Linked DNA regions of Homo sapiens: region 2 is linked to region 1. The links are chromatin contacts, found by Hi-C or POLR2A ChIA-PET in ENCODE. All regions are on one chromosome and are shown on one strand. Each heading gives the region's core, a stretch centred on a gene start or an enhancer-like site at or near the end of the contact. The rest is flanking DNA. Distances are from core to core; before and after follow the strand shown.

Evidence for each region. A loop is a pair of places that touch in the nucleus more often than their neighbours do. ChIA-PET counts read pairs that join two places held with the same protein, here RNA polymerase II (POLR2A). Pooled maps may share reads with other maps.
Region 2: a map of sigmoid colon shows a loop between it and region 1 (7-fold over the local background). The contact joins two enhancer-like sites. A Hi-C loop is called at or near these places in 9 of 168 maps with a recorded cell type or tissue (CD4-positive, alpha-beta T cell, ascending aorta, gastrocnemius medialis and 4 more) and 4 of 50 pooled maps. POLR2A ChIA-PET finds 5 or more read pairs at or near these places in 21 of 52 experiments (A673, AG04450, BJ and 17 more).

The regions. Positions count from the first base shown.
Region 1 is chr19:3,425,134-3,432,482 of GRCh38, forward strand. NFIC (nuclear factor I C) reads left to right here. Exons shown (of 11, transcript NM_001245002.2): 3 at 1-44. Among named protein-coding and RNA genes, the nearest start is that of SMIM24, 52 kb to the right of the region's middle. Within about 2 kb of position 3,483, at least 31 of the 41 ENCODE cell types and tissues checked have a DNase peak (open chromatin) inside an H3K27ac peak, as active enhancers do; they include A673, ascending aorta, gastrocnemius medialis and 2 more, where a contact is called at or near this core.
Region 2 is chr19:3,383,512-3,390,860 of GRCh38, forward strand. The region is part of intron 2 of NFIC (nuclear factor I C); the gene reads left to right. Among named protein-coding and RNA genes, the nearest start is that of NFIC, 21 kb to the left of the region's middle. RefSeq lists an enhancer at 6,179-6,756. Within about 2 kb of position 4,385, at least 26 of the 41 ENCODE cell types and tissues checked have a DNase peak (open chromatin) inside an H3K27ac peak, as active enhancers do; they include A673, ascending aorta, gastrocnemius medialis and 2 more, where a contact is called at or near this core.

The sequences.
Region 1 (7,349 bases), core at 2,233-4,732:
AGGGATGGGCTCTGACCAGGAGGACAGCAAGCCCATCACGCTGGGTGAGTCTGGGGGCAGCGTGGCGGTGAAGGGCGGAGGGCGCAGCCCTGTCCTCGTCTTTTATTTGGGAATCATTTGCTTGGCACCACTCGTTTTACAGATGAGCAGACTGAGGCTCGGAGAGGTTAAGGGGCCTGTCCAGGGGCTACCAGGGAGCTGGGTTGGAACCCACGACTCTGAGCTCCCAGCTTCTGGGCTCTGAGGTGCTCACCCCATGGGAGACCCCAGAGGGTTCTACGGTCCCATGGGACGTTTGAGGGTTTTTGTTTGTTTTGTTTTGTTTTCATTCATTTATTTATTTTGAGATGGAGTCTCGCTCTGTCATCCAGGCTGGAGTGCAGTGGCACAATCTCAGCTCACTGCAAGCTCCGCTTCCCGGGTTCAAGTGATTCTCCTGCCTCAGTCTCCCAAGTAGCTGGGATTACAGGTACCTGCCACCACACCCGGCTAATTTTTGTATTTTTAGTAGAGACGGGGTTTCACCATGTTGGCCAGGTCGGTCTTGAACTCCTGACCTCAGGTGATCCGCCTACCTCGGCCTCCCAAAGTGCTGGGATTACAGGCATGAGCCACCGTGCCCGGCCTGTTTGTTTGTCTTAGAAACGGTCTCACGCTGCTGCCCAGGCTGGAGTGCAGTGACACCATCCTAGCTCACTGCAGCCTGGACCAGCTAGGCTCAAGCGATCCTCCTGCCTTAGCCTCTCAAGTAGCTGGGACTACAGGTGTGCACCACCATGCCTGGCTTTTTTTTTTTTTTTTTTTTTTTTTTTTTTTTTTGAGATGGAGTATCACTCTGTCGCCCAGGCTAGAGTGCAGTGGCGCGATCTCGGCTCACTGCATCCTCCATCTCCTGGGTTCAAGCAACTCTCCTGCCTCAGCCTCCTGAGTAGCTGGGATTACAGGTGTGTGCCACCACGGCTGGCTAATTTTTGTATTTTTAGTAGAGATGGGGTTTCACCATGTTGGCCAGGCTGGTCTCAAACTCCTGACCTCGTGATCCACCCACCTCGGCCTCCCGAAGTACTGGGATTACAGGCATGAGCCACCGCGCCTGGCTTTTTTTTTTAATTTTTTAAATATTTTTGTAGAGACAGAGTCTCACTATGTTGCTCAGACTGGTCTCAAACTCCTGAGCTCAAGTGATCCTCCTGTCTTGGCTTCCCAAAGCGCTGGGATCATAGGTGTGAGCCACCACACCCAGCCCTCATGGGGCGTCTAATAGATGGGTAGGACAGTGTAATTCTATGTTGTAGGGATAGGAAGTGGGAAAATTAACCTCACTTAGACCAGAGCAGTCACTTCCATCCTAGCCCCCAGCTCCTGCCCTTGGCCCCCACCATTTGTCCTTCTCACTATGGCCAGAGGACACCTGTGAGCCCCCAAGTCAGGGCCCGTCCCTCCTCTGCGCACAGCCATCCACGGCTCCCACCTCTCTTGGGGTAAAAGCCCAGGTCCTCCCTGTGGCCCACAAGGCCCTGCACAACCTGTCCCATCCCTGCCCTGTCCTCCCCTCCTCCCTCTCTCCCCGTCGTCCACTCCCAGCCACACAGACCTCCTCGCCGTTCCTCCAGTGCACCAGACCCAGTCCTGCCTCAGGGCCGCTGCACATTCTGTTACCTCTGTCTAAACAGCCAACTAACTGCTCGCTTGTTCTCTCCAGATCTCCCCTGGTCTCAGCTCAAATGCCCCCTTCTCAGAGAGGTCTACCCTAAACCCCTTCAGCATAAGCAGCCTCTGGCTACCCTCAATCTTTTTTTTTTTTTTTTTTTGAGACAGAGTCAGGCTCTGTCGCCCAGGCTAGAGTGCAATGGCGCAATCTCGGCTCACTGCCATCCCCGCCTCCTAGGTTCACGCCATTCTCCTGCCTCAGCCTCCCGAGTAGCTGGGACTACAGGCGCCCACCACCACACCCGGGTAATTTTTTGTACTTTTAGTAGAGATGGGGTTTCACCGTGGTAGCCAGGATGGTCTCGATCTCCTGACCCTGTGATGCACCCGCCTCGGCCTCCCAAAGTGCTGGGATTACAGGCATGAGCCACCGCGCCCAGCCTGGCTACCCTCAGTCTCAGCCCTCTGTTTTCTTTCCTTCAGAGGAAGTTAGTGATTGCCTATGGATTTGCTTAGTTGTTTAGTGACTGCACGGGTGTCTGCTCATCTCCCCAGTGGAATGTCACCTCCTCCAGGGCAGAGGCTTTGTCTGTCTACATCTCTGTTGTGCCCTCAGGGCTTAGAATGGGGCCTGATGCAGAGTGGGTGCTCAATAAATACTTGTAGAAAGAAAAGAAGGAGAGAGGGAGGGATGAAGCAGAGAGAAGAAGACAAGAGAGGATATATGGGGAGAGGAAGGAGGAGAGATGAAAAAGAAGGAAGGGGCCAAGTGCGGTGGCTCACGCCTGTAATCCCAGCACTTTGGGAGGCCAAGGCAGGTGGATCACCTGAGGTCAGGAGTTCGAGACCAGCCTGACCAACATGGTGAAACCGTCTCTACTAAAAATACAAAAATTAGTCGGGCATGTTGGCACACACCTATAATCCCAGCTAGTCGGGAGGCTGAGGCAGGAGAATCGCTTGAACCCAGGAGGCAGAGGTTGTGGTGAGCCGAGATTGTGCACCCTGGGCGACACAGCGAGACTCTGTCAAAAAAAAAAAAAAAAAAGAAGAAGAAGAAAGAAGGAAAGAAAGAAAGAAAAGAAAGAGAGAGAGAAAAAGAAGGGCCGGGTGCGGGGGCTTACGCCTGTAATCCCAGCACTTTGGGGGACTGAGGTGGGTGGATCACCTGAGGTCAGGAGTTTGAGACTAGCCTGATCAACATGGAGAAACCCTGTCTCTACTGAATATACAAAAATTAGCCAGGCGTGGAGGCACATGCCTGTAATCCCAGCTACCCGAGAGGCTGAGGCAGGAGAATTGCTTGAACCCGGGAGACAGAGGTTGCAGTGAGCTGAGATCGCGCCATTGCACTCTAGCCTGGGCAACAAGAGTAAAAACTCCGTCTCAAAAAAAAAAAAAAGAAAAGAAAAGAAAAAGAAGGAAGGGGCCAGGGCGCAGTGGCTTACACCTGTAATCCCAGTACTTTGGGAGGCCGAGTCAGGTGGATGACCTGAGGTCAGGAGTTCAAGACCAGCCTGGCCAACATGGCGAAACCCCATCTGTACTAGGAGGACACGGGAGGCTGACGCAGGAGAATTGCTTGAACCCAGGAGGAGGCGGAGGTTGCAGTGAGCCGAGATCACGCCACTGCACTCCAGCCTGGGGGATAGAGTGAGACTGTCTCAAAAAAAAAAAAGGAAAGGAAAAGAAGGAAGGAAGAGAAAGCGAGTGGGTGAGGCGTCCTTCTTGGAAGGACCGGAACAGGCATGCACAGGGAGGCTGGAAGGTTCTCGGAGGTTCACAGGCCTGAGGCCACTCCTCACTGGCCCCCGGTGACTCCTCCGTCTGTGACCCGGGTCCTCCGCGGCCTCCTGTGATCCCCAGACGCCTCTCTCCAAGCCAGATGTTGGAGGGAGGTGGGGGCAGCGGCGCTTGGCCTGGTCCCCTGGGGAGCTTGGGCGTCTGGTAGAGGAAATCACGTCCTCCCAGCTCGCCAGGGAGTCCCCCAGAGATGGAGCTGAGCAGGCGCTGCACAAACAGGAAACCCCGGTCGGGGGAGGCGGAGGGGGCGTGCTGACACCAGCTGGCCAGCTGGGTCAGCAGGAAACGGCTCTGGCCACTTCTCCTGGACACTCGGGGGCCACCGCTCTGTCCTCTTCAGAATGCGTGGCCCTGAACCTCCCAGCGCGGGGCAGGGTTGGTTCATTGCCTTCACTCAGCAAATGACTGTAACAGGGGGCCGGGTGCGGTGGCTCACGCCTGCAATCCCAGCACTTTGGGAGGCTGAAGCGGGAGGATCGCTTGAGCCCAGGAGTTCAAGACCAGCCTGGGTAATATAGCAAGACCCTATCTCTACCCAAAAAAAAAATATACACACACACACACACACACACACACACACACACACACTAGCCCCAGGAGTTCAAGACCAGCCTGGGTAATATAGCAAGACCCTATCTCTACCCCAAAAAAAAAAAAAAAAATATATACACACACACACACACACACACACACACACACACACACACACTAGCCAAACACGGAGGTGCATGCCTGTAATCCCAGCTACTTGGGAGGCTGAGGTGGGAGGATCGCCTGAGCCCAGGAGTTTGAGACCAGCCTGGGTAACATAGCAAGACCCTATCTCTACAAAAAGTAATAATAATAATACAAAAATTAGCCAAGGGTGGTGATGCGTGCCTGTAGTCCCAGCTACTTGGGAGGCTGAGGCAGGAGCATCACTTCAGCCCAGGAGTTCGAGGCTGCAGTGAGCTATGATTGCACCGCTGCACTCGAGCCTGGGCAACAGAGCAAAATTCTGTCTCTAAAAAAGAAAGATTGTAACAGGGGGACTGGCGGGGGTTTGGGTCTGCAGAACTGGACACAGCCCTGAGCTCCCTGCAGTCCGTGCTGCCCCCTGGGGGCCGGGAGAGGAACTGCTCCCACCGCCACCCAAAAGCCAAGAGCCTGTCCCACCTCCAAACCTACCAGGCTCCCTGGCTCTTTCCACTCCAACCCTGCTGGCCTGCAACTTGCCAAGTGCATTTCTACCCGGAGGCCTTTGCACGGGCTGTTCCCAGTGCCGGGAACATCGTGGCCCTCAGGGAGGTGATGAAACATCATCCCCATCGGAGAAGCCAACAGTCACGGGGCGGTTGCCAGGCGCTGTTCTCGGAGCTTTGCAGATTTTAACAAGTTCCTTCCTCTTATCCAGTCTCATCTTGAGGTCTGTAAAATGCCACCATCTCGGTCAGGCTTTCTCTGAGCCCTGGGTGTAAAATAGCCTCCCTCCCCACCCTAGCTAGTTCCCCACCAGCCGCCTGCCTTACCACAGGCTGATGCACCTCGCATTTGACTTAATGAGCTTTTAATTTGTAGTAAAATGTGCATGATGTACAATGCATCATTTTAGCCATTTTTAAGTGTCCAAGTCAAAGTGCACTAAGTACATTCACCTCTATCTAATTCCAGAACCTTTCTTTTTTTTTTTTTTTACCCCCAGGCTGGAGTGCAGTGGCGCAATCTCGGCTCACTGCAACCTCCACCTTCCTGGTTCAAGCAATTCTCATGGCTCAGCCTCCCAAGTAGCTGGGATCATAGGCACATGCCACCACACCCGGCTAATTTTTTGTATTTTCAGTAGAGATGGAGTTTCACCATGTTGGCCAGGCTGGTCTCGAACTCTTGACCTTAAGTGATTCTCTTGCCTCAGCCTTCCAAAGTGCTGGGATTACAGATGTGAGCCGCCGAGCCTGGCCTAATTCCAGAACATTTCATCCCCCCTAAAAGAAACCCCATCCCCATCAGCCACCACTCCCTGTCTCCTCTCCCAGCCCTGGTGCCCACGCATCCCCTTCTTGTCTCTGTGGCTTGGCCTGTCCTGGACATTTCAGTGAAATGGCTCATGCCTGTAATCCCAGCACTTTGGGAGGCCAAGGTGGGTGGATCATGTGGTCAGGAGTTCGAGACCAGCCGGACCAAGATGGTGAAACCCCGTCTCTATTAAAAATCCAAAATTTAGACAGGCACTGTGGCAGGTACTTGTAATCCCAGCTACTTGGGAGGCTGAGACAGGAGAATCGCTTGAACCTGGGAGGCATAGGTTGCAGTGAGCCAAGATTGCGCCACTGCACTCCAGCCTGGGCGACAGAGTGAGACTCCGTCTCAAAAAAAAAAAAAAAGAAAAGAAAAAGAAAGAAAGAAATGGCATCACACACTGTGTGGCCTTTTGTCTCTGGTGTCCCTCACTGAATGATGTCCTCAAGGTGCATCCATGTTGTAGCCTGTGTCAGAGCCTCGTTCTTTTATTTTTATTTATTTACTGGTTTTGAGATGAAGTCTCACTCTGATGCCCAGGCTGGAGTGCAATGTCGCGATCTCGGCCTGTAGCTGGGACTACAGGTGCCCGCCACCATGCCCGGCTAATTTTTGTATTTTTAGTAGAGATGGGGTTTCACCATGTTGGCCAGGCTGGTCTTGAACCCCTGAGCTCAGGTGATCCACCTGCCTCAGCCTCCCAAAGTGCTGGGATTACAGGTGTGAGCTACCACTACTGCGCCCAGCCCAAGGCCTCATTCTTTTTCTTTTCCTTCTTCTTTTTTTTTTTTTTTTTTTTTTTTTTGAGACAGGGTCTTGCTCTGTCCCCGAGGCTGGAGTGCAGTGGTGCAATCATAGCTCACTGCAGCCTCAACCTCCAGGGCTCGAGCTATCCTCCCGCCTCGGCCTCCCAAGTAGCTGGGACTACAGGTGTGCACCACCACGCCCAGCTAATTTTTGTACTTTTTGTAGGGATGGGGTTTCGCCATGTTGCCCAGTCCCGTCTCAAACTCTGGGGCTCAAGTGATCCACCTGCCTCAGCTTCCCAAAGTGCTGGGACTATAGGCACAAGCCACCATACCCAGCTAATTTTCGTATTTTTTGTAGACACAGGGTTTCGCCATGTTGCCCGGGCTGATCTCAAACTCCTGAGCTCACGAGATCCACCCACCTCAGCTTCCCAAAGTGCCGGGATTACAGGCATGAGCCACCACGCCCGGCATCCTTTTCACGGCTGAGTCCTATTCCAGTGTGTGGCTAGACCACGCTGTGTTTATCTCTTCATCTTTTGAAGGGACATTTGGGTGGCTTTCCAGTTTGAGCTGTGGTGAACAGTGCTGCTAGGAACATTCGTGGACTTTTGCTGACCTATTAATCTTGGCTGCTGTCTGTCGCTCACACTGGACTTTGAGTCTCACAGGGGCAACTGCTTCAGCCTGTATCATCTCCTGCTGTGCCGGGGCCCAGCTCAGAATCAGACACTGTGGATGCTTAGTAAACGCCTGTTGAGTCCATGAATCCCTCCTACAAGGGCGTCCGAGGGCAGGACAGGGCTGTCCCCAAGCTGTCTGAGGTTGGCCAAGGCTCCCGACCTCTCGGGGACAACTTCGATTTCCAAATCTGTGAAATGGGTCCAAACCACTCCAGTCGAGAGGACAGTCTCCCTTCCTTTAATATTAGGTAGGAGCAATGCTGGGGACACTGAGGGTTTTAACTGCGGCTTGTGGGCCTCCCATTCAACCCCCCATTTTAACTGACCCATTGCTGGGTGCCAAGCTCTGGTCTAGGCACGAAGGACACTGCAGGGTCGGGGCAGACAGACATCCCTGCCCACACGGACCTCCCAGTCTGAAGGGGAGAAGAACAAGAAGCCAGAGTATCTCGAAGGGTGACAGTGTGTA
Region 2 (7,349 bases), core at 3,135-5,634, 41 kb before region 1:
TTGCCTGCCAAATGGTGGAGATGATCAGTCTGTAGCTGGATGGGGCTATGGGAGGTTCCAGAAGATCATGCGTGTAGCCACGTGCGAGGTGTCAGCTGCATCCCAAGACCTGAGTGGGTGCACAGCACACCCCTGCCATGCCCATCCAGGCCGTGTCTGGAGCACGCGTGAACCCCCACACACCCAGGGGCTGCCAGAGCATGTGGGATGGGTGTACGCCAGACGCAGACCCACACAGGTCACCAGCCCAGCCCCAGCCCAGGCAGCACTCTATAGAAACAGGCAGTTGCACAGCCTGAGAGGGAGGGGCATTTGCCCGAACAGGAGGACCCTGGGGCCAGACTGCCCATGCTCCAGACACAGCCCTTCTTTTCCCCAGCTGTATGGACACATCCCTTTTCTGTGCCTCAGTTTCCTCCTTGGTGCAATGGGAGTAACAGCCATGCCACCTTCTAGAGCTGGTGCAAGGGTGAGACAGGGTCACGGGCTCCCAGGCTCTAGGGTGTGTGGAAAGACAGCAGGGCAGAGTTACCCAGTGTTTTTTTTTTTTTTTTTTTCCTGGAGACAGGGTCTCGCTCTGTCACCCACGCTGGAGTGCAGTGGTGCAATCTCGGCTCACTGTAGCCTCGACCTCCCAGGCTCAAGCAATCCTCCTGCCTCACCCTCCCAAGTAGCTGGGACTATAGGCGCACACCACCACACCCAGCTAATATTTTATATATATATATATTTTTTTGTAGAGACAGGGTCTTGCTATGTTGCCCAGGTTGGCCTCAAACTCCTGGGCTCAAGCCATCCTCCCACCTTGGCCTCCCAAAGTGTTAGAAGTACAGCAGGCAAGAGCCACTGCACCACACCAGTTACCCAGTCTTTTTTTTTTTTCTTTCTTTTTTTGGAGATGGAGTTTCGCCCTGTTCCCCGGGCTGGAGTCCAGTGACGCAATCTCGGCTCACTGCAATCTCCACCTCCCAGGTTCAAGCGATTCTCCTGCCTTTGCCTCCCCAGTAGCTGGGCTTACAGGTGACTGCCACCACGCCTGGCTAATTTTTGTATTTTTAGTAGAGACGGGGTTTCACCATGTTGGCCAGGCTGGTCTTGAACTCCTGAACTCAAACGATCCACTGGCCTCAGCCTCCCCAAGTGCGGGGATTACAGGCGTGAGCCACCGCGCCCGGCAGTTACCCAGTCTTGATCTTGATTCTTTGACCTTGACCTTAGCATCTTTCTCCTCCCCCACCCCCACTGATGAGCAACAAACCTGCTGGGGTTGGCTGTGAGGGGGCACTGGGGACGGTGGGGGCAGAGAGGTGGGCCGGGTGACTGCCTGTTGGGAGCAGGGGCCACCGTGGGGACGGAGGTTCTCATCGTCACACAGGGCCAGACCTCTCTGCCACCACACATCTTCCTCGCCCGGGGCCCCGCCCCCACCTCCTCCGTGCTGAGCTGATACAATTTTGAAGCGAGCTTTTCTGCTGCAGTCAGCACAACCTCTGGGCGCCTCCCCACCCCCACCCTGCCCCTCCCGCCTCTGCTCAGCAGGCAGGCCTGTGCCCCAGGTCAGGTTGGCCTCTCTGAGTGAAGGCTGCACCCTCCCTTGCCCCCAGCCTGCCCCCTTCATCCCCAAGGGAATCCCTGCTTCAATTGGCCCCAGCAGGCCACACCCTCCCCCAATTGGCCCCAGCAGGGCACACCCCCCCCCAACCCTCCCACCTGCCCACTGCGGGTGCTCCAGCTCCTCATGGGGGTAAGAGCTGGGCCTGGACTCCAACCCCAGCTCAGCTGCCCACTGGCTGGGTGATGTGGGGCCAGTCACTCACCCTCTCTGTGCTTCATTTCCTTGTCTATAAACTGGGGGGCTCAAAACTGGTTGCCTTGTGGGAAATGTCAAGTGCCCAGGGTGAGAGCTCAGTAAACCACCCACAAGGCATCGTGAAGACCAGGCACTAGGCAGGGGGCTAGGGCCCTTGGTGGTTATCGTTACTAACATTATCCTCTTCGGGATTGGTTTGTTTGTTTGTTATTATTGGTTTGGGTTTTTTGGGGGTTTTTTTGGTTGTTGTTGTTTTTTTTTTTTTTTTTGAGACAGACTCTTGCTCTGTCTCCCAGGCTGGAGTGCAATGACGCAATCTTGGCTCACTGCAACCTCTGCCTCCCGGGTTCAAGCAATTCTCCTGCCTCAGTCTCCCGAGTAGCTGGGACTACACATGCCCACCACCACACCCGGCTAATTTTTGTATTTTTAATACGGACGGGGTTTTGCATGTTGGCCAGGCTGGTCTCCAGCTCCTAACTTCAGGTGATCCACCCGCCTCGGCCTCCCAAAGTGCTGGGATTACAGGCGTGAGCCACTGCAACTGGCCTTGTTTTTTGTTTTTTGCAGAGATGGGGTATCACTATGTTGCCCAGGCTACTCTCGAACTCCTGGGCTCAAGTGATCCTCCCGCCTTGGCCTCCCAAAGTGCCAGGATTACAGGCGTGACCCCCTGCGCCCGGCCCATCCTCCTCATTCTGATTATAATCTCCCACTGCCAGACCTTTCCTTATGCATTCCCTGGACATAGAATGTCTTTCCCATATGGAAAACCCCAACTCCGGCTGGGTGTGGTGGCTCATGCCTGTAATCCCAGCACTTTGGGAGGCCAAGGCAGGTGACTCTCCTGAGCTCAGGCATTCGAGACCAGCCTGGGCAAAATGGCAAAACCCCATCTCTACCAAATATACAAAAAATTAGCCACCTGCCTGGCTGAAAATTCTTTCCCATTCTCACAGCTGCCCTGTGAGGCAAGGATCATTGCTGTATGCCTTTTTTTTTTTTTTTTTTTTTTTTTTGAGATAGGGTCTCACTCTGTCACCCAGGCTGGAGTGCAGTGGCGCGATCTTGGCTTACTGCAACCTCTACTTCCTGGGTTCAAGCGATTCTCATGCCTCAGCCTCCCGAGTAGCTGAGATTACAGGCGAGCGCCACCACACCTGGCCAATTTTTGTATTTTTAGTAGAGACGGGCTTTCACCATGTTGGCCAGGGTGGTCTGGAACTCATGGCCTCAAGTGATCCGCCCTCCTCGGCCTCCCAAAGTGCTGGGATGACAGGCGTGAGCCACCGCGCCCGGCCTGTTGTACGCATTTTACAGAGGAGGAAACAGAGGCTCAGAGGAGGGATTTGACCTGCCGTGGTCACACAGCCGAGACTGGGCCAGGTGGGATTTGGACCCACAAGCAGCTTCTGCCTCTGCCCTGTCCTTGACACCTGCCTCATCCTCCATTATTGTCAGAAGGGGATGGGCGGAAGTTGTGGTGCGTGAGGGGGCAGTCTGCTGGCACGGTGTGGTCACCTTCTGGCAGGGTTGTGTGAGGGCCCCACAGGCTGAGGTCTTATGTAGGGTCCCCAGGCTGTGGCTGGCCTCCAGGCCTCAGCGCTGATCCCAGTGGTTGTCACCCTGACAGCAGGAAGACTGGCCACCGGCTTCCTTTTCCGAACCGAGAGTCCCCTTGGCTGTGGAGCGTCCTGGCCCAGCCAGAGTGCAGTGTCTGGCTTTCATCAGCCCTGCTGGGCAGCTGAGGCCCTGGGATAGAGGGAGAGGGAGGGACGGGCATCAGGCATAGGGCCTTGGCTGGCCTCTTGGAGGGGTGCAGGGTGGATGGCGGTGGAGGGGCACCTGCCATGGGGCTGAAAGGAGCCACCACTTGCAACGTCACAAGTGAGAGAGGAGGCCGGGCACAGTGGCTCATACCTGCAATCCCAGCACTTCGGGAGGCCGAGGCAGGCGGATCACCTGAGGTCAGGAGTTTGAGGCCAGCCTGGCCAACATGGTGAAACCCCATCTCTACTAAAAATACAAAAATTAGCCGGGCGTGGTGGCGGGCGTCTGTAGTACCAGCTACTCGGGAGGCTGAGGCAGGAGAATCGCTGGAACCCGGGAGGTTGCAGTGAGCCAAGATCGCGACACTGCACTCCAGCCTGAGCGACAGAGTGAGACTCTGTCTCAAAAAATAAAAATTAAAATTAATAAGAAGAGGGTGTCAGGGAACTGCAGGAAAATAAAGCAGGGAGGGACATGGAGGGGGGCTGGGGGCCACTCTGGATGGGGAGGGCTTCTCTGAGGAGGCGTCTTTGAGGTGAGGCTTGAAGGGGGTGAGGGAGTCTGGAGAGGCTGGGTGGAGGGAGCAGTGAGGGGGTTATAGCCAGTGCGAAGGCCTGGAGCCCAGGAGCAGCACATGGAGCTGGCTGGGATGTTCAGGGGGTAGTGAGTGGCGAGGGCCGTCCTGTGGCCTTCCAGTGAGGGTGACCAGCCGGGGGTGGGGCGGGAGAGGGTGACCCGGGTGCTCTCCGACCTGCCACGTGCTGGGGAAGGAGCCTGCAGGAACCAGGGCCCAGAGAGGGAAGCTGTCTGCCCGCCCAGGGCCTAAACCCAGCCAGGCCTCCCCGCCCCCTCTGGCAGCCCAAGAAATCTGAGGCGCGGGCGGGCACCGTGCCAGGGCTGGGCGGGGGAGGGGCTGCCAGGCCCGCCCGTCCCAGCAGCTGCCAGCCCGCCCCGAGCCGCCAGCCCAGATGGTGCCCATCTGCTGACGCCGCCATGGGCCAGCCTCCTGTTCCCGCCTTGCGTCGTGCCAAGCTCCTGCAGTCCAGCGCCGGGAATGGCGCGGTGGGCAGAGCCCGGCCCGGGAAGCTCATAGCACGCCAGAGAGGCTGCCCCGGGTGCCCTGGAGAGGGTGGCAGGAGAAACATGGGAGGGGGAGTTCCCCAGCGCTTCCTGGATGGAATTGGGGAGCAAGGACCCCAACAGCGATAATGATGGCGGCAAACACACATGGCGTGCCCTCTGTGTGCCAGGCTCCGAGGCCACCGCTCACCCTAACTGGTTTAATTCTCTCCCCCATCCAAGCAGGAAGGGACTTTGGCCTTCTCTCGTGTTCTAGTGGAGGAAGCAGAGACCCAGAGGTTTGGACAAGAGTCACTTGTCCAAGGTCACAAAGCTCCTCAGGGGCAGAGCCGGAATGAGAATCCAGAACCCCTTTGAAAAAGGGATTGAGGCCAGGCGAGGTGGCTCCTGCCTGTAATCCCAACACTTTGGGAGGCTGAGGCAGGAGGATCACTTGAGGCCAGGAGTTCGAGACCAGCCTGGGCAACATAGCACGACCATGCCCCCCCCCAACAAAATTTTTAAAAATGAGCCAGGTGTGGTGGTGTGTACCTGTAGTCCCAGCTACTCGGGAGGCTGAGGCAGGAGGATGGCTTGAGCCCAGGAGTTGGAGGTTGCAGTGAGCTGTGATCCCACCACTGCACTCCAGCCTGGGTGACAAGGCAAGACCTTATCTCTAAAAACCGTTTTTTTTAAGGGGTGATTGAGGCCAGGTGTGGTGGCTCACACATGTAATCCCAGCTACACAGGAGGCTGAGGCAGGAGAGTCGCTTGAACCTAGGAGGCGGAGGTTGCAGCGAGCTGAGCTCATGCCACTGCACTCCAGCCTGGGCGACAGAGTGAGACCCTGTCTCCAATAAAAGGGAGGTGGTATTGAAACCCCTTAAACCTCTTTTCAAAAACAAACTAAAAGTGCCCTTTGAGGTTATCTAGTGGAAGCCACACCCTCTGAGTCATACAGATCATACAGTGCAGGCCGTGCACACTCAGGGAGTAAATGAATGAATGAATGAATGAATGAGGTGAACCCTATGGAAGGGGACCAAGCCTGGGGCCAGGGTGTCCATAAAGCTCACCCTGAGCTTGATGGCAGGAGAAAGGGTCTCAACCTGGGAGTGAGGGACCTGGGTCAGCCACAGTGCTGCCCTGGCTTGCTGTGTGGCTTTGAGAAAAGTCCTGCCCTCTCTGGTCTGGGGTTGAGGGGAGTGGAGGGTGGGAAGGGGCGGCCTTGTGGGCCACAGACAGGAGCAAGGCGGGTCTTCACTGAAAGCCTCCCGTCCTCTTCTGCCTTTATTGATCTTCATCCCGGTTGTGGGTGCTGCACTGGGGAGACAGGCCATGAGCTCGGGTGACGGTGCCTGTTTATTTGTATGGTGGACAGAATTTGTGTTCCTGTGTGCTCCAGGCAGTGTGGGGCGCATTCTTCTCTTTGAGCCTTAGTTTTTGCCTCTGTAGAATGGGGAGAATCAGAGCTGTGCCCATTGCATTAAAGATTGGAGTCAGTGGTCTCTGAGAAGCATACAGGAGGCACTCAATAAATGCTCACTTCCGGCCGGGCGCAGTGGCTCACACCTGTAATCCCAGCACTCTGGGAGGCCCAGGCGGGTGGATCACCTGAGGTCGGGAGTTCGAGACCAGCCTGACCAACATGGAGAAACCCCATCTCTACTAAAAATACCAAAAATTAGCCAGGCGTGGTGGTGCATGCCTGTAATCCCAGCTAGTCAGGAGGCTAAGGCAGGAGAATTGCTTGAGCCCGGGAGAAGGAGGTTGCGGTGAACCGAGATTGCGCCATTGCGCTCCAGCCTGGGCAACAAGAGTGAAACTCTGTCCCAAAAACAAAACAAACAAACAAAAAGAATGCTCATTTCCTCCCTGGATTCTCTCCCCAACCCCAGGAGGGAAGGAGGGAGGTCCCAGTGCCGCCGTGAAACCCTACACCTCCTTTTCCCAACCCAGTGAGCCAGTGGGGGCACCGTGACCCAGGAGTGGCTGTCACCAGAAGCTGGACCAAGTCACCCTTTCCAGGTGTCTGGACAGCAGAGGGGTGAGGGGTTCCTGGCAGCAGCAGCCTGTTATCCCCCAGGGCTGGGCAGCCAGGTGTGCCAGCCGTCTGTCTGTGCAGAGAAGGTGGCTGCCGGGCGTGAGTCGCAGACGCCAGCTGATGGTGTATTTATAGCAACGGCAGGAGTCCGCGGGGCATACGTCAGTGGTAAAGAGGGACGGGCAGGTGGGGGTCCAGCTCCCACAGCAGACAAGAGCCCACCAGGACTGGCCAGGGAGCTGAACAGAGTGTCAGGGAGAATGAGGGGCATGTTGTGCAGCCGGGAGGCCCAGGATCACACCCCTCTGCTCTGGAACTGCGTGATGTTTGACAAGTGACATTGCAGCTGTGGGCCTCAGTTTCCTCCCCCATCAAATGGGGATGATAATAATCCTGCCCACCTAATAGGGCTGCATAGGATCCAATTAGTGCATGAAAAGCATGAGGACAGGGCCTGGTATACAGTAAGCACTCAAAAGTGATTTGTTGCCTAAAAAAGGGAGGGAATCCCAACATGGGCCACAATGTGGATGCATCTTGAGGATGTCACACTCAGTAAAATAAGCCAGACACAGAAGGACAAATCCTGTGTGATTCCACTCCTAGGAGGTCCATAGAGTCGCCAGATTCACAGAGACAGAAAGTAGGATGGGGGGTGCCAGGGGC